Linked DNA regions of Mus musculus: region 2 is linked to region 1. The links are chromatin loops, found by intact Hi-C in ENCODE. Cell type or tissue: left cerebral cortex. All regions are shown on one strand.

What was found. A loop is a pair of places that touch in the nucleus more often than their neighbours do. Peaks named below come from ENCODE experiments on the same cell type or tissue, not always from the same donor. Only the 100,000 strongest peaks of a DNase experiment are listed, where the experiment ranks them.
Region 2: a loop joins it to region 1, with 4 times the contacts of the local background. A loop is called at or near these places in 2 of 42 quality-filtered maps.

The regions. Positions count from the first base shown.
Region 1 is chr11:96,275,528-96,283,527 of GRCm38, forward strand. Hoxb9 (homeobox B9) reads left to right here. Exons shown (of 2, transcript NM_008270.2): 2 at 1-1,068. It overlaps Hoxb8 (homeobox B8), which reads left to right and starts at 6,378. Exons shown (of 2, transcript NM_010461.2): 1 at 6,378-7,859. The coding sequence starts at 7,436. In left cerebral cortex, a CTCF peak has its summit at 3,425 (motif pointing right); a DNase peak (open chromatin) is centred at 3,441.
Region 2 is chr11:97,022,378-97,030,377 of GRCm38, forward strand. It overlaps Sp6 (trans-acting transcription factor 6), which reads left to right. Exons shown (of 2, transcript NM_001363230.1): 2 at 1-2,362. The coding sequence ends at 216. It overlaps Scrn2 (secernin 2), which reads left to right and starts at 7,575. Exons shown (of 8, transcript NM_146027.2): 1 at 7,575-7,678. Gm11532 (predicted gene 11532) reads right to left here and starts at 4,041. Exons shown (of 2, transcript NR_133649.1): 1 at 1-4,041. In left cerebral cortex, CTCF peaks have their summits at 3,908 and 7,535; DNase peaks (open chromatin) are centred at 3,899, 7,562 and 7,711; H3K4me3 peaks cover 1,139 bases; H3K27ac peaks cover 329 bases.

The DNA of each region.
Region 1 (8,000 bases):
GAGGCCTGTGGGCAGATGTGGCCATTCCTGTCCCCAAGCTGTTGTGAGCTAGAAAGGGCAAGAAAAAGCAGGGAGTGGTTTTATGAAGGTACCATTAGTGGAGTCCCCTCGTATTTTCCCTGCAGGAAGTGTTTAATTCTGCATGTTTTCCTTTCCTTCCAACTAAAGGAGGTCAAATTGTGGGTTGTAGAGCCCTGACAGTGCTGTTTCCCCATTCATACATTCCTATCCCCATTTGACAGAATGTAACTTTTCTTGCTGACCACAGTCTCAGATTCCTCTCTATCCTCCAACTTTGAAATCAACTCTCCTTTCCACCAAACCCATCTTGCACCAGCAAGACAAGTCTCCCATTGTAGGAAAAAAAAAAAAGTCCCTTTCCTCTCTGCTAGGTCAACCCCACCATAGAGAAGGCTGGGTCAGAAGAGTCTGAAAATTTATTGTGAATCAATTCCCCAGCTCCCTTCCAGAGTAGGCAGTCAGGGCCGGGAGGAGCAATGGCCTCAGCAAGCAGGGCTAGTGGGTATCTTTCCATTTCACCAGTTTCCTGACCCAGGAAGAAGAGAGCCCCTTGGCATCCAGCCAGAGGTCCAAAAGAAGACTCAGAGTGGGGACTTCACCTCCTGCAAAGTCCACTGCTGTATCCATCCTGTTGCTGCTGCATGCATACGCTTCTGGCAAACAGTCCAGTGTGCACAGGAAAGAGGCAAACATCGCACCTCCCCATCGTGCAGAGGGGGGTCCTCTCTGCCTCTCTGCCTCTCTGCTCTCCCTGCTTCTCAATCCCTTCCACCCGTGGACTTTTGTTCCCGCTTCTCCTGACTGCAAAGAGGTCATTCCAGTAGAACTTTGAATTTTATTTTATTAATTTTTTTTTGCTTTTGTCGGTGGCTGTGGTGACATTGTGCTTGTGTTTTGTGATTTCTTTGGCAGTGATTTTCAGTTGTTGCTTATAAGGGAGGGTTGAGGGTGGGAGTGGGGAGGGCAAGGGGCCTAGAGCTCTAATTGTTTGTTTTGGAAGAAAAAGGGGAAAAAAAGAACAAAAAATATACATATCACTCTAGAAAACAAACCTCTCCTGCGTTTTATTCTGTGTCACTTCTCCTCTGGTCATTTAGCAAAGCGTCCATTTGCTGAAAGCATGGCTTCAAACAAAGACAAGTTAGTGTCCACAGTCACAGGCTTTCTCCTTTGACCTTTTAGATCCTGCTACCTGCTCTGGTGGTGCTGACACCTGGTGGGTACCCAAGTTCCAAGACCTGGGCTTAAACTGAGCAGGGCTCTTCCGGTAGAACGAGGAGAGTGGAGAAGGAGGAAAGACAACCTCCAACATCTTTTGGAGCAGAGTCTCCCTATAGCAAGGGGTCTCTCACAAAGTTGCTCTGGAGACCTCCGCCATTAACTCAGGGAAGGAGAAGCTTGGCTAGTATTTCCTGGAGGCAGCATCATCTCTCAGCTAACCACTTCCAAACACCCAGCAAGGAGGAAGTTAGTGCCTTTTCTCGGCTGTTGCCATGAGGATGGTGGTTGAGTGTAGTGGAGACCCAGTGGTGGGAGAGAGCTCAAATGGTTGAACCTCAAGATTCTTTGTCGAACCCCCCACCACACACACACACACACACACACACACACACACACTCCTAGGGCAGCTTGCTGAGTCTGGGTGGTTGCGATCAGGGCGAGTGACAGTTCTCAAAAGAAAGCCACGGAGGAGTGTGGGACACAAACGTTTCAGAAATGGGGGATAATTTCTTTTCAAAAGGACCCCTTCCCGAATCACACTTGGCTTCAAGAATCGTCTGCAGTGTCCCCGCCAGAGCCTGTCGTGAGGTCTTGGAAGCCCTGTTTTGTTTTGTTTTTGTTTTTGTTTTCTTCTTCTTCAATCGTGAGGATGCGGTTGCTGCCGGCCTGCAGCTCTGCAGCTGACCTCGAGAGCTTCTCTCCGCTGCACACGCCACACTGCAGCGGAGACACTGTGCGTTGGGGTGGAGGTGGGGACAAAGGCTGGCCGGAGTGAGAGAAAGAAGCCCTGCCAAGGCCGGCCCTACCCCTCTCTAACGAAAGGGCGAGGGGATCCGAGAAACAGGAGAGGAGAAACAGGAGACAGAGAAACTGGTACCGCGGCTGGAACAGGCGGCCTGCCAGGAGGGTTATGTTAAAGATGGAAAATGAATCTGGCTTTAAAGCTAGTGTAGACTAGGCTGTTTCTCCATCCTTGGCTCTCCAGGCTCTGCCGGCGGCAGAGGATGAGCGAAGGAAGTCCCAGTTTCTGCCAAAAATAAACATAAAAAGCGAAGCTGGAGACTGGGCCGCTGAGGGGTTGGAGGCGAGGGTGTCTGGAGTTGCCTCTGGCAGCCGCGTCTGGGTCCCTAGCCTGGAGTGGCTTCTTACAAGACAAAGGCGAAGGTGCAGAGCCTGGGAAGCCGGAGATGAGGAAATCAATTGTCATAAAAGAGAGATTCAGAGAGAGAGAGAGAGAGAGAGAGAGAGAGAAGCTGGAAGAGGAATTCAATGCCGTGTGCGCAGCAATAAAAGAATATGACCGCTATAAAAGTTTATAGGGTATAAATTTCTGAAGGTTAAGAAACTAAACAGCAGCAAAGCAAACAGTGAGGGGAAACTTTCCGGAGATGAGCCTCAGATGAGCCTGGGCTCTGGATCTGGTGGGATAATGGCTGGGTCGGCCCCCATCCTCACCCTCAACCCTTTTGCGCCCACGACTGAGGCTTGGGGTCTGGGACTTGGGAATCAGGGGCAATGGGGTGAGGTTCCCCGAGGGTAAAAACTAAAGAAGCTAGCAGCTGGGAGGAAGAACGGTTTGTTGTCCCTAAAGTTTCAGTAATCGAAATTCTGACTGTTGTCTTTGTTCTTTACACCCCCTCTGGAACCACCATCCATAAATAAGAAACCTTTGCACACGCGGACACACACACACACACACACACACACACACACACACACACACTCACACACACACACGCACGCACGCACGGACACGGACTCAGGGACACACACACAGTCCAGCAAGGCCAGACATAAGGGAGAGTAGCCTCTTGATCCTTCTTCAGTTCTGTTTCATCCCCTCGGCCCTTCTCATCCCTCACAAAAAGCCCAATTGTTACCCTTTAGCGTGTGAAATATTCGTGTAAGGCTTAAAACGTGCTGATTTCTTCTTTTACTGACTAAAGCTTAGCGTCTTCAATATAAATTAGGGACTGAGTGGATATACAGCTTTTTTCCCCTTTAAGTTTATCTGAACTATTCCACGAACTGTTTCCTGATTCCGAAGCCTTTTTCTTATCTGCTTTCATTTCTCTCCCCTATTTCTAGTAATAATGAAAGTTTAATCGTTTGTTGCCTCCTCTGCTAGTTCTCAGAGAACCTGGCTGAGCAGATATAAGGACGTCTTTTGCACAGTGGCCGCTAGATGGCATCCTTGCTCCATATGAAATTTCCCAGTGCTGCGGCTGCCGGCCCAGCGGCTCTACACAGCACCTTGTTCGGCCCTGTATCTAGAAACAGAGAGCTACCAAAAGTCATGAGAAATTTGCACATAATAGAAAAAAAAAATAGGGTTTGTTATGGCTCTTTCCCCTACTGTATATATTTCAATTATAACAGAGTTCCTTTCTCTCTTCAAATGGTTCATTTTCTGAATTTCTCACAGTAAGAAAGCTGTTTGCCAGTTGCTGTGTTTGATGGGGCGAGAAATGCGTGGGAACCGGAGATAATGTTAATAATAAAAATATAGAAATAATAGGCACAAATCAAGGAGGCGAATTGATTTGAAAAACTGAGATTTTCCTGCAGTGGGGGCGAGGGAGGAATAAAGTGCAGGACAATGGGTCAGGTGAGACTGGTGAGCCTGCAGGTCTTTTGAAGAGGAAGCTACCCCAGGCGGGCTGCCCACACCTGCTGAAGAGAGAATCCGGACGTGCCAATCTGGGAGATTTCCAAATTTGGGAGAAATGGGGACCTGGCTTTGGTGAAGATTCGGTGGTGCTCCAAGTCAGAGGGGCCACTGCCCCAGGGCGCCGACTCCAGAGCCTTTACATGTGTGCAGGTCTAGGCTGGCCGAGTGCCTGGTCATCAAGGCTCGGACAGACTCTCCCTAGGGGTGCGGAATGCAGGATGCGGGATGCGGGATGTGGGATGCAGGATGCGGGAAGGCTTCAGAATCTCCTCGGAAGGCTCAGTCAAAACCCTGCGCATTTTTCCTAACAGCAGTAGAGGCAGACATGGCGACGGGGAGCAGTCTCTGGCTTTTCCACGCTTCCGGACTCCCAGGTGAGAGCTGCGGCTTCCTCGGGCGCGCCCAGGCTATGCCCTTGGCGTCCTTACTCTGGCAAACCTCGGGGAAGCCAGTCCTTCTGGGACGGAGCAGCTGGAAGCCTGGACCCAGGCACTTTTCCGTTCTGAGGTTGTCCCTCTGACTGCCTACAACCCCTTTGGCTGGTTCCCAATCTTCACTTTCCTCTCAGTCCAGCCTGAACCTGCCTCCAACCTGAGCCTCCAAAAATGACCCCAGAACCCCGTGTGGCTTCTTCTCTTTCCGCAGGACCAGGTGTAAAGAGGCCAGCGGAGTGTCTTCTCAACTTGAGTTTCTCCAATAAATCTGCCCTCCGTTGGGTGTTTATAACTGATCTCCGAGCTCTTTCTTGTTTTTTTTTTTCTTTCTTATAATAGAAACATTTTCCTTCCATCAGAAATTTCTGGCACGGTGTAGGGATGATTTAGAACAAGCCATTGAATTTCTATCCCACCAGTGAGTCCTCAAATCATGACCATAAAATCCCCCGCACTTGATAAAAATGTTCACTTCAGCAACAACTTGACACTGCTTTAGCTTGCCTCACCGACCTCTCATCCGTGTGGAAAAACAAAACCCCACAGCTTGCTTCAGTTTCCCTCTCTCTGGCCCCCTCCTTTTCTCTCTCCTTTCTATATACACTGTACTTCAGAAGGCCGAGTGAAACCCTTAGTGCAGCTTCTTTGGAAACGTGGTTTCATTTTTACAAAGATTCTGGCTCATGGAACCCCTCAAAAAAAAAAAAAAAAAAAAAAAAAAAAAAAAAAAAGAAGCACCTTAGAGAACGGGCAGTAGATTTAATTTATTTGTAAAATTGACTCTGCCTTTGTTCTAGGACGTTTCTTTCTCCTTCTCTCTGTCTTTCCAGTCAGTTCCCTCAGGAGACCATTGGTTCTGCCTGCCACCCTAAGGTTTGACCCCCCCCACCAGCCATGTGCCAGGTACACAGAGGAGGGCCTGGGCTTGGAGTGGGGCAGCCAGTCATTTCTGGATTTGAGGCCTCAGATCTTCAGGTGCTGGAGGTCCAACTAAAGGCACCCCAACAAGAGAAGAGGGGAAATGGAGACCTTGGTGGCCTTGTTTTTTTCCACTCCAAGGTTAGTGCAGGTGGTCAAATGGCTATGGGGACATATACCAATAACAGGTGCCTTTTAAACCCACACCTTTGTGTTGGGCACGGGAGAGCATAAGACAGCAGTAACCAAGGCCTTGGTACCCAGCCTTAGTCTCCACTACCCTTACCTCTTTTGCTGTGTGGATGAAGAGGTCACTATCTATACCTGGAAGGCTTGTGTGTAGAAGGAATGGGTGGTTGGCCCCAGAAAGCTGGGTGTCAGTGGGGCTTGGTTTCTGAATGCCAAGGCCCGGGGCACAGGTTTACAGCCACACGAGATATCATCCTTTGATATCACTGGACCTTTCCCTCTAAAGTGGCCAAAGCACCTCCAGAAGACCCCCCCCTTTCTCTTGCAGCTCCCCCCAACCACCAGCAGGTAAAGCTCCTGTAAATGGCAGAATTGGCAGCCGCCTGCAGAACTTTGTTCCACCTTAGCACTGCCCATTAACCAGAAAGTTTCTTCTTCCTCTCTCAGGCCCTCTCAGACTCCCTTTCCACAGAAAATCTCGCGTGTTTGCTTAATGAGGGAAAGTTATGTGCGTGACCTAGGTGAGGACAGATCTCGGGGTGGTTTGGGGTCTCATAAGAGCCAGTGGGGTCAGGTGTGTCTGCAAGGGAGAAAATCTCGGGGAAAGTCACCGTTTGTGCCGAAAGGGAAAAAAAAATCCACAGCAACCCATAATCGGTCTCATTTCAGCTAAGTCACCCCCACCGTGCTTCAGTCGGGCGGCGGGGGCGATCGAAGCTGCAGTTTTATAGCTGTAGAGGAAAGAACTCGTAAAATGCTAACAGCTTTTATGCGCTGCAGCATAAACAACAACAGACTCCGGCTTTATTGCGTTTTATAGTTTGTTAAAGAGTTTACAGCCGTTTTTTTGGGGGCTGGTTACCCAGCCAATTCCCTCCACACGATAGTTAAACCTTTATCAATAATAAGGAAATTGATCATTAAAGCTTTAAATATGACTACCTCGTTTGTTTGAAAATATGTTTAGGAGAGGAAGCTGTATGATTTGATAACTTGTATTAAAATACCAATTACATTTATAGGACCTTTTAAAACTCGGTGCAATTAAACCGTGTTCTTTTACATTTTTCCGAAGCGACCCTGACATTTAGAAAGACTCCAATTGCCTCGTTAAAATCGCGAAATTAACAGCGTGCCTACGCCAGGCTCAGCGTTGTGGATGTGTGTGTATGGTGTTTTTCCGTGACTCCCCCACATCAGTCTTTGGGGGTGGTCTGCGAAGGTATTTGATTTGTTGTGAGGCAAGAGATATCTCATTAATGTAGGTAGTTAAACAGATTTAATCCGTATTCGTTCTCTCTCTCTCCCCCCTCCCTCTCCCCCCCTCTCCCCCTCTTTCTCCCTGGGTGTTTTTTTCTCTTCCCCTCCTTTTTTTCTGCCCTCTCCTCACTCCCTGGCGCTCTCTCGCTCTAGCTCTCTCTCGCACTCGCTCTCTCTCGCTCTCACCCTCGCTCTGCGTTCTGTCCGGGAGGAGTACCCAGAAGCCAATAGGATGCGGGGTCTCTAATGGATGCAAATGATGGTGAAAAGACGGGGCAAAATATGAAACAACTCATTTGGAGGGAAGTAAATCACCGAAAACTGTTTATGAACTGGCATCCCTTCTTCGAAATGTAAAGCGAGGACCTCTTTAAGTGGCGGTATATTTTTGTTTGGGGGGTGGGGGGTGGGGGGAGGGCGAGCGAGCCGCGGCTGCCATGCAGGCTTAGACTTTTGCAGGCTTCGCTCTTCTATTCCTGGAAATCACAAAAAGTGTGGCGGCTTTGAGATCTTCTTCGTCTTTTCTTTCTTTTCCTTCCTTCCTTCTTTTTTTTCCCCTCCTCCCTTTTCCTCTCCTTTCCTGGCGAGGGTGACTAGGAGCCGGCGAATCCGCGTTTTTTTTTCTCTCTCTCTCCCTCCCTTTTCCCCCTCCCCACCCCCTCCCCAACAGCCCCCAACTACAGCCTGCGCCGCCGCCGCCGCCGCCTCAAAATTCAATAAAATGAGCTCTTATTTCGTCAACTCACTGTTCTCCAAATACAAAACCGGGGAGTCCCTGCGCCCCAATTATTATGACTGCGGCTTCGCCCAGGACCTGGGCGGCCGACCCACCGTGGTGTACGGTCCCAGCAGCGGCGGCAGCTTCCAGCACCCTTCGCAAATCCAGGAGTTCTACCACGGGCCATCGTCGCTGTCCACAGCTCCCTACCAGCAGAACCCGTGCGCCGTGGCGTGCCACGGCGACCCCGGCAACTTCTACGGCTACGACCCTCTGCAGCGCCAGAGCCTGTTCGGTGCGCAGGATCCAGACCTGGTGCAGTACGCAGACTGCAAGCTCGCGGCAGCCAGCGGCCTGGGCGAGGAGGCCGAGGGGTCTGAGCAGAGCCCGTCGCCCACACAGCTCTTTCCCTGGATGCGCCCTCAAGGTGAGCTCCCGTCCGACCTGGACCTGACAGGGTGGGAAGGGGCCAGGGGGGCCCCCATGCCGGTGGGGGGGGGAGGGCTGGTGGGCAGTCCGGGAGTATCTTCTGCTCCTAGAGGACTTGTGGGCTCCGTTCCAAACACCT
Region 2 (8,000 bases), 750 kb after region 1:
CAGACCCACACCGGGACCAAGAAGTTCCCCTGTGCGGTCTGCAGCCGAGTCTTCATGCGCAGCGACCACCTGGCCAAACACATGAAAACCCACGAAGGCGCCAAAGAGGAGGCGGCGGCGGCGGCCCAAGGCGAGGGCAAGGCCGGTGGCGTGGTGGAACCACCCGGGGGCAAAGGCAAACGTGAGGCCGAAGGCAGCTCGGCGTCCTCCAACTGAGCCCCATGGATGTCACATACCTGCCGTTCTTTATTTGGGGGGGCGGGGGGAATGGGGCGGCCTGAGTAAGAGGAAGGTGGTTATTTATTGGTGATGAGGGGACAGGGAAAGGGACGCTAGGGGTTTTTAGTCTCGGGGGCTACATGGGAGGCTGCTTGAATATTTAGGCTGCCAGGAGCTGAACACGCCCCTCGCTTCTTCCCTTTCTCACTATTTCACCCTCCCCTGAGTTGCTGAAGAGTTGGGATGGAGCGCCCCTACCATGTGGAGGGGTTCGCATAGTAGAGAGATGGCATGTCCCAGAAGCTGAGGGAACTCGAGATTGGGTCGGGGCGTTGGGGGAAGCTGTCTGGACACGTCTTTAGTTCCTGGGAACCCGGACATAAAAGCACCTTGGAGCCGCCCTTCGGCCTAGGTCTCTTTCATCCCCTCTTCTAGTGCTGCTCCCTCTAAAATTTCCGGAGAGAAAGCAGAGATGAGGTGTGTGTGTGGGGAAGCCTGGGGTGGTTCCCCTTAAGGGGCTGTCTACCTAGCTTGGAGGGTTATTAGTATAGAAAGAACTCCCTTCAGTGAATTTCTTCTAAACCCTTCTGGATGGTAGAGCCAGGAAGAGCAGCTCAGCTCTGCAGCCAGGGCTCTGAGCTGGAGGTCAGAGCTGGATGGCATAGAGGAGGGATCCAGCAGAAAAATCCTCTTACAAAGTGGAAGAGCTAGCCGCTCCTTTCAACTCGAATTCAATCCTTAACTCTTAGACCTTGTAAAAGAAAGCAAACTCAGCAGTCGACATTCCCCATCTATTCCCCTAGGTAGTTTCCTAAAGTCAGCTGCCAGCACTTGCTCCAGAGTTGACAAAACAACCCCCACCCCACTCCCAGGTCCCCATCCCTTGCTTTCCTGTTGGGGGTGGAAGGGAGAGAGGTTGTCCTAGCAGAGGGATTACAGCAGAAAACCCTGCCTGGACTCCCCGTCCCTCTCTTTCTTAGCTTGACCCTTCCGTGTTCCCTCCATTGTTATAGAGTCCTCCCCAGTAGAAAATCTCCTTCCATGTGAAGAAATATTGTTCCCCCACTGGAAGGAATTCTGGGAAGCTGTCTCTCTGTCCCCTTCTTTAGAGTCTAGAGATACATTTGGGTTTTGATCATAGGATGAGAGGGTAGACTTCTGCCTGGCAGACTGCAGGACCCTGGGGCTGGGGGCACTCTCAGGTTTGAGGTAGAGGCCTTGAGACCCTCTGACCCCACTCTTGCTCTCTTCTCTCCACCCAGAACCTTCTGCAGGGAATAGCTGTGTGTTGATTTTTAAGTTATAAGCAAAGGGTATTTTATTTAATAATTAGGGTGTGAGTGTGTGTATGCGTGTGTTGTCTGCACCTGTATGTGTGCATGTATGTGTTTCTCTACTGAGCCTGGGGTCTCCTGAGACCCCATCTTGTTCACCCCGTCCAAGACCTGGGGACAAGAACCTCAGCATCTTCCTCCCTGGGGGATGCTGGAGCCCAGTCCAAGGACTGGGACCTGTATGGGAAGTAGGGGCTGGGATCTGGGTAGGAATATATGTTTGTGTAGAAAGGCCTCCTCCTTGAAGGGACAGGGTGACTCCCTGTGGGACTTAGGGGCCTGAGATAGTTTAAGTTCTTTCTGTGTTCTCCCTCTTTCCCCACCTCCTGTGAACCTAGCCAGAGGTTCCCTTTCTTACAAAGAAGGCTGCAGGCAAGAGCGAAGTTGGCCATGCCTGCAGGTTGCCTAGCTAGGTGCAGAGGGGCCTAAAGGAGGGCACCGTGGGTGTGGGATGCCTTCTTCTCCACCCATCAAAACCAGCCACCTCTCACTGCGCTACCAAGACAACCTTTTTTCAGTGACCATGCTTAGGGGGAACTCCTACATGGAGTATTAGGGGGCACGGAGATGCTCCCCCTTATAGAGGCCTTGAACCCTAAGATCTGCAGGTGGGGCTCGGATAGGTTTTTGTCTGGCCTGCTCTTTATCAAATCTAGGTTTCTCAGCTGCCTGTCCTTCCAGGCAGCCCCTCTAGAGGAAAATGTAGGATTTTTTTTTTTCTTTAACTGCTGTGAACCCACTTGGGGGCGAGGAGGAGGCAGAAACAGCCTGTGTTTTTTATGCAACAATAAAGTCATCAACCAACCACACTCTCGCTTTGTTTGTCTTCCAGCTCTGCCTCCTATTTCGGACTCCATCCCTCTGCAGTGAGGACTGGGTAGGGGGATCTTTGGTCAAGCGTCACTTCTTTTCGATTGGAAAGATCTGAGATGAGATCAGAGCTCAGATCTGATCCTATCCTGGAAGGAATAGGCTCTGTAGTCTCTTGGTGTTCATCTGTGGAGATGAGATGTTTCTAGATGATTCTTTCCATAGAAGTCCCACGTCCCCAAAGGTCCCTCTCCCCACCCCACCCCCCATGGGAGCATGCGGGTCAGCCGGTCCCTCTGGCTGTGAGGGAGGTGGGGGGTGACTGACAGTGATTTCTTCACCTAGAGTGATCCCTATCAGAGACAAGGCGATGAAAGGCAGCCAAGATATCTGATGGGCAGCTGCCCAGCTGGAAACCGTGAAGGAAAGGCTGCTACTACTACTGCTCACAGCGAGAAACCTGCCAGGGTTACTCAACCACAGGGTGCACAGACGCACCCTCACGGGACTCACTATCTTCAGAGAGACTGGAAATGCCCATCCACTGTTGGTGCCTTATTCATGTCAGTGAGAGAAAGTCTCATGACTCCAGAGGACCGGTGCGTGGAAGGTGACAGGGAATTCGTTTTGTTTTCTCGTCTATGTAGGATAAGGTTGGTCACTGCGCACGCACTACACTACCTTTAACTGGCTTTTCTTTGAATCTATTGTTTGCTCATCTTGGCGTTCCTATCCCTTATGACCCCTAACCCAATTTCTCCTGCCAAATCTGGCTCTCAGGATGGCCCATCCCATCATCCGTCTGAGAAATTTGGGGGCCTAGAGTTTTCAGGGAAACTTGGAAAGGGGCATCAGGACGATTTAGGGGCCGTGGAGAAAACCTAGACTGGTAGGGGTGACGGGAGAGGGGGAGCCTGTTTCCATCGGTTGCTGAATTTAACAGTTCAGAATCCTGTTTACCTGCGACGGCCTGCCCGAGGCTCTCCTGCAGGGCGCCTCTTTTGTTTTCCTGGTTCTGGGGGAATTAGACCCCAGAAACCTAGTGAGTCCCCTCCTTTTCCCACATCTGCCTCCGGGGACAGGAGGGCAGCTGTAGGGCCGGCTGGGCTTGTCTGGGCAGGGCCCGGGCCCTCCCTCCTCCCCTTGCAACTCCTCCAGCTGACCTGCATTCTTAGCAGGGGCCTTTGGTGGGGCTCTGATGCATGCCTGATCCTCTGCAATGCAGCCTGGCTGGCCTGGGCCCCTGAAGGAGCTCGGAGACACCTCTGACCCCTCAGAAGTGGCACCCCAGCAGGATCCCATTGTACGGGAGAGGCTGGGAGGGAGGGAAATCATCATGTTTGGATTGACCCTCTGGACGACTTCTCTGAGTCCTATCCTTACCAGAGAAGTAAAGTAGAATGCCTCTAGGGCGGGTGAATGAAGTCAAAAGTGGAAACTTGACGGATAGCAGCCTGGGGTTGCAGCCACCGCCTCCTTCGGCTCCGCCTGCTCTTCCGGCTGCCTCCTTCCTCGGCCTATCCTGCCCCCCAGCGGACATCTGAGGAAGTGCAGAAGAGGAACCTGCTTTCTCCGCAGGGCGCCTCAGAGGATCTGTGGGTAGCTACAGCTTCAGCTGAGGTTTGAGGTGGGATGGCATCCAATAGCACCTCGCACCCCTCCTCCAGAACACACCCCGAAGCAGCACTTACGTGACCATTAATCCTATACACCCTTATAGATGAGCATACTAGCAATGAAGGTTTTTTGTTTTTGTTTTTGTTTTTTTGTTTTTTTTGGTTTGGATTTTTTTCGAGACAGGGTTTCTCTGTATAGCCCTGGCTGTCCTGAAACTCACTTTGTAGACCAGGCTGGCCTCGAACTCAGAAATCCGCCTGCCTCTGCCTCCCAAGTGCTGGGATTAAAGGCGTGCGCCACCACCGCCCTGCTCAATGAAGGTTTTAAAAGTATCTTACAAAATCCACCAAAGGACCATTAGAACTAATCAGAACAGAGTCAACAGGAAACAATAAGAAGTATTTCTTTAAAAAAAATTTAATGAGTACGAATGTTTTGCCTGCAAGTATGTATGTATGTATGTTCACTACGAGTGTGTAGTGCCCTTAGAGACTAGAAGAGGGCATCAAAACCCTGGAACTGGAGCTACAGGTGACTGTGGTGTCTGAAGATTAAGGAGAACATCAGCTCTATACTGATTTTAACTCCAAAGATGCGACCTTAGTGAGGCAGAATGGGCAGCCACAAGCCGGGAGCCATGTGAATAATTTAAGTTACTCAGCTGTGTTGTTTATTTTATTTTTCTAAAGATTTCTTTTTATTTAGTAATATGTGTACAAGGAAACTGCAAGTGCCCACTGAGGCCAGAAGAAGGCGTTGGATCCCCTGGAGATGGAGTTCCTGGACTATGTGAACTACCTGGTCGAGGAGCTGGGAACCCAACACTGCTCTTCTGCAAGAGCAAGCGCTCTTAACTAATGAGCTGCCTCTCTAGCTCTTGAGAAATATTTCTAGCCAGGCAGTGGTGGCAAAAGCCTTTAGTCCTAGCACTTGGAAGACAGGCAGAGACACTCAGATCTCTGAGTACCAAGCCAGTCTGGTCTACAGAGTGAGTTCAGGATATCCAGGGCTTCACAGAGAAACCCAGTCTTGAAAAACACAGAGAGAGGAGACATCAAATATTAAAAAAGACAAATCAGAAAGCAATGCCCTTTACAACACACACACACACACACACACACACACACACACACACACACAGTTCTAAGGACTCAGAGAGGGAAAACCTGTACCTGAAAATTCAAGTTTATTTTGGTTCAGAGATGCCTGCCCAGGCCGGCATTGAACTCCCTATTAACCAAGGCTGCTCAAGGACTTCTGATCCTTCTGCCTCCTGGAATTACAGGTGTTCTCCACCACACTGTGTTTACGCGATGCCTAGGTTTGAATACAGCACTCAAACGTGTTAGGCAAGCACCCCAACTGAGCTACATCCTCAGACCAGATTCTGAAAAACTGATTAAAGAAATGGAAGACTCTCTGAGGGGTGGTGGCGCACGCCTTTGATCCCAGCACTTCGGAGGCAGAAGCAGGCGGATTTCATAACATAAAAAAAAAAAAAAATTAAATTAAAAACATTTTAAAAAGAAATGGAAAAATGTGCACACATGTGCACAAGAGCACATGCACACATGCTCGTACACACACACACACACACACTCATGTGCACATGGACACACACATATGAGCACACATGGACACAGACAAGCACACAGGCACACAGACATGTACACACACATACATACACACATGCTTCTGTGCTTATACATTGCAATAATTAAAATGGTAGCGGCATCACAGATTCCATGTAATCCCTACAAGTAATTCCTAGAGGTCATGGGACCATAAGTGTGTGAGGCGCATGCTCTTCAGTGCCAATGGCAGAGATGATTCATAGAGGAAAACACCAAAACCATAAGAAGTCTGAATCCAGCTCCACACCCCTGCATGCCCCTCTGAGCCCAAATCTCTCCTTTCCGATCTCCTCCTCACTGTGCGTAGAAGGTAGAAGCAGCACAGCTTGGCAATTAGAAATCCCTAAATCCCCTTCTCAACGTTATCTTTCTCAGCACCTAGTGGGCAGAACTGAACTTGGGTTTCTGGAGACAGGCGGGTTTTGTGTACGTCTCCTTGTGACATGGGAGTACACGGGGGTCAGGGAGATGGCTCAGGCCTGCCACATGAGCACGAAGGCCTGGGTTCCATGTCCAACACGGGAACTATAATGCCAGCCCTGTGGAGGTGGAGACAGGAGGCTCTCTGAGCTCGCAGGCCGGCCGGCCAGCCACCAAAGCAGAATCAACAAGATTCGGCCTTCATCCGAGGCCCTGACTCAGAGAAGAAGATGGAGCACAACCGAGGAAGACACCCAGTGCTGACCTCTAGTCTGCACAAAGGCACACCTACATGGTGGTGTGCACTTGCACACATGTATGTATACACACAGATAGTCTCTCAAAGTTGTAAAATATGTACAACAATGACAACAAAACGAGGTGCACAGCTCAAAAGATATGGCATCTAAGGTTGAAAATAAAAAAGGGGAGGCTGGAGAGATGGCTCAACGTTAAGAGCACCAACTGTTCTCCCAGAGGTCCTGAGTTCAAATCCCAGCAACCATATGGTGGCTCACAACCATCTGTAATGAGATCCGATGTCCTCTTCTGCTGTGTCTGAAGACAGCTACAGTGTACTCATATACAATAAATAAATCTTTAATAAAAAAAATAAAAAAGGGACCAGAAGGATGGTTCAGAAGTTCAGAGTGACGATTGATCTTGCAGAAGACCTGAGTTTGGTTCCCACCACCCATGCCAGGCAGCTCACAACCATCTGTGATTTCAGCTTCAAGGGATAGATCACCCTCTTCTGGCTTCTGTGGGCACATGCCTTCCCCTACATGTAATCCCCACACACATATTTACAAAATTTAGAAAAAAAACTTATTTTATGCGTTTTGATGTTTTGCCTGTATGTGTGCCTGCCTGAGCATCACATGTGTGTCTGGAGTCCATGGAGACCAGAGAGAGCATCAGGTTCACTGAAACGAATTACAAACAGCTGTGAGCTGATACTCGAACCCATGTTCTCCTCAACGGCAGCTTTGAAGCACCCAGTTATCTCTCTAGCCTATAAAAATACAAATTTTAAAAATTAGTAAAATAAGTGCCAGGCGGTGGTGGTGCACGCCTTTAATCCCAGCACTTGGGAGGCAGAGGCAGGCGGATCTCTGTGAGTTTGAGGTTAAGCTATTCTACAGAGCAAGTTTCATGACAACCAGAGCTACACAAAGAAACCCTGTCTCTAAAAAACAAAACACAAAAACAGTAATAAAATAAACAATACCGTAATTTATGAAATTCAAGTCAGGAAGCAGGTAGTGAAAGTTTTCCCTTAATCTCTAGAACTCCCAGCAGTGTTGGCTACTTTATGCATTCTTTCTTTTCACTAGGGCTTCTTTTCTCCTTCAGCTCCACCTCCTGTTAATGACTCTTATCTGATAAGGCTGTAGAGAAAGCCCGGGACTCTTAAGCAGGATTTGAAAGGTCTCTCAGCTCTAAGAAGTGGTGCTAGCTAGCGCGCACCCTCGTGGAAGACGGTGACATTGCAGGTGTCCTGTGCCGGTGCCGGCCCCGCCCCCGGGGACAAAGGCCTTCCAGGTCACCTACCAGAGAACCTGGGTCCAGGGGAACAGATCTGACCTGAAGAGGAGGAAGTGGCGCCCGGAACCGAGCCTGGGGGTCTTGGATGCAGAGAGGGTGAGAGACCGAGGCACTGAGGACTTGGAAAGGGGTGGACGGAAGAGGCGCGTGAATGTGGGCATGCGCAGGAGCGTGGGATTCTTGGAGCCAGCTTTAGTGCCTAGAAACTACCCTGTAAGTCAGCCTGGAAGGGCTAGGACTCCAAAACAGACGCTCTTAACTTGCAGAGTTTGCTCTGTCGCCTGACTCCAAGCCAAGTGCATTGTTAGTGCACACCACGCTTTGACAACAGTGCTGTTGTCCCAGAGCGTCAGGCTTCTCAGAGTGCACACGTGGGGAGGAGAGTGCCCTGCACCCCACCGGTGGCCAAGACTGTGGA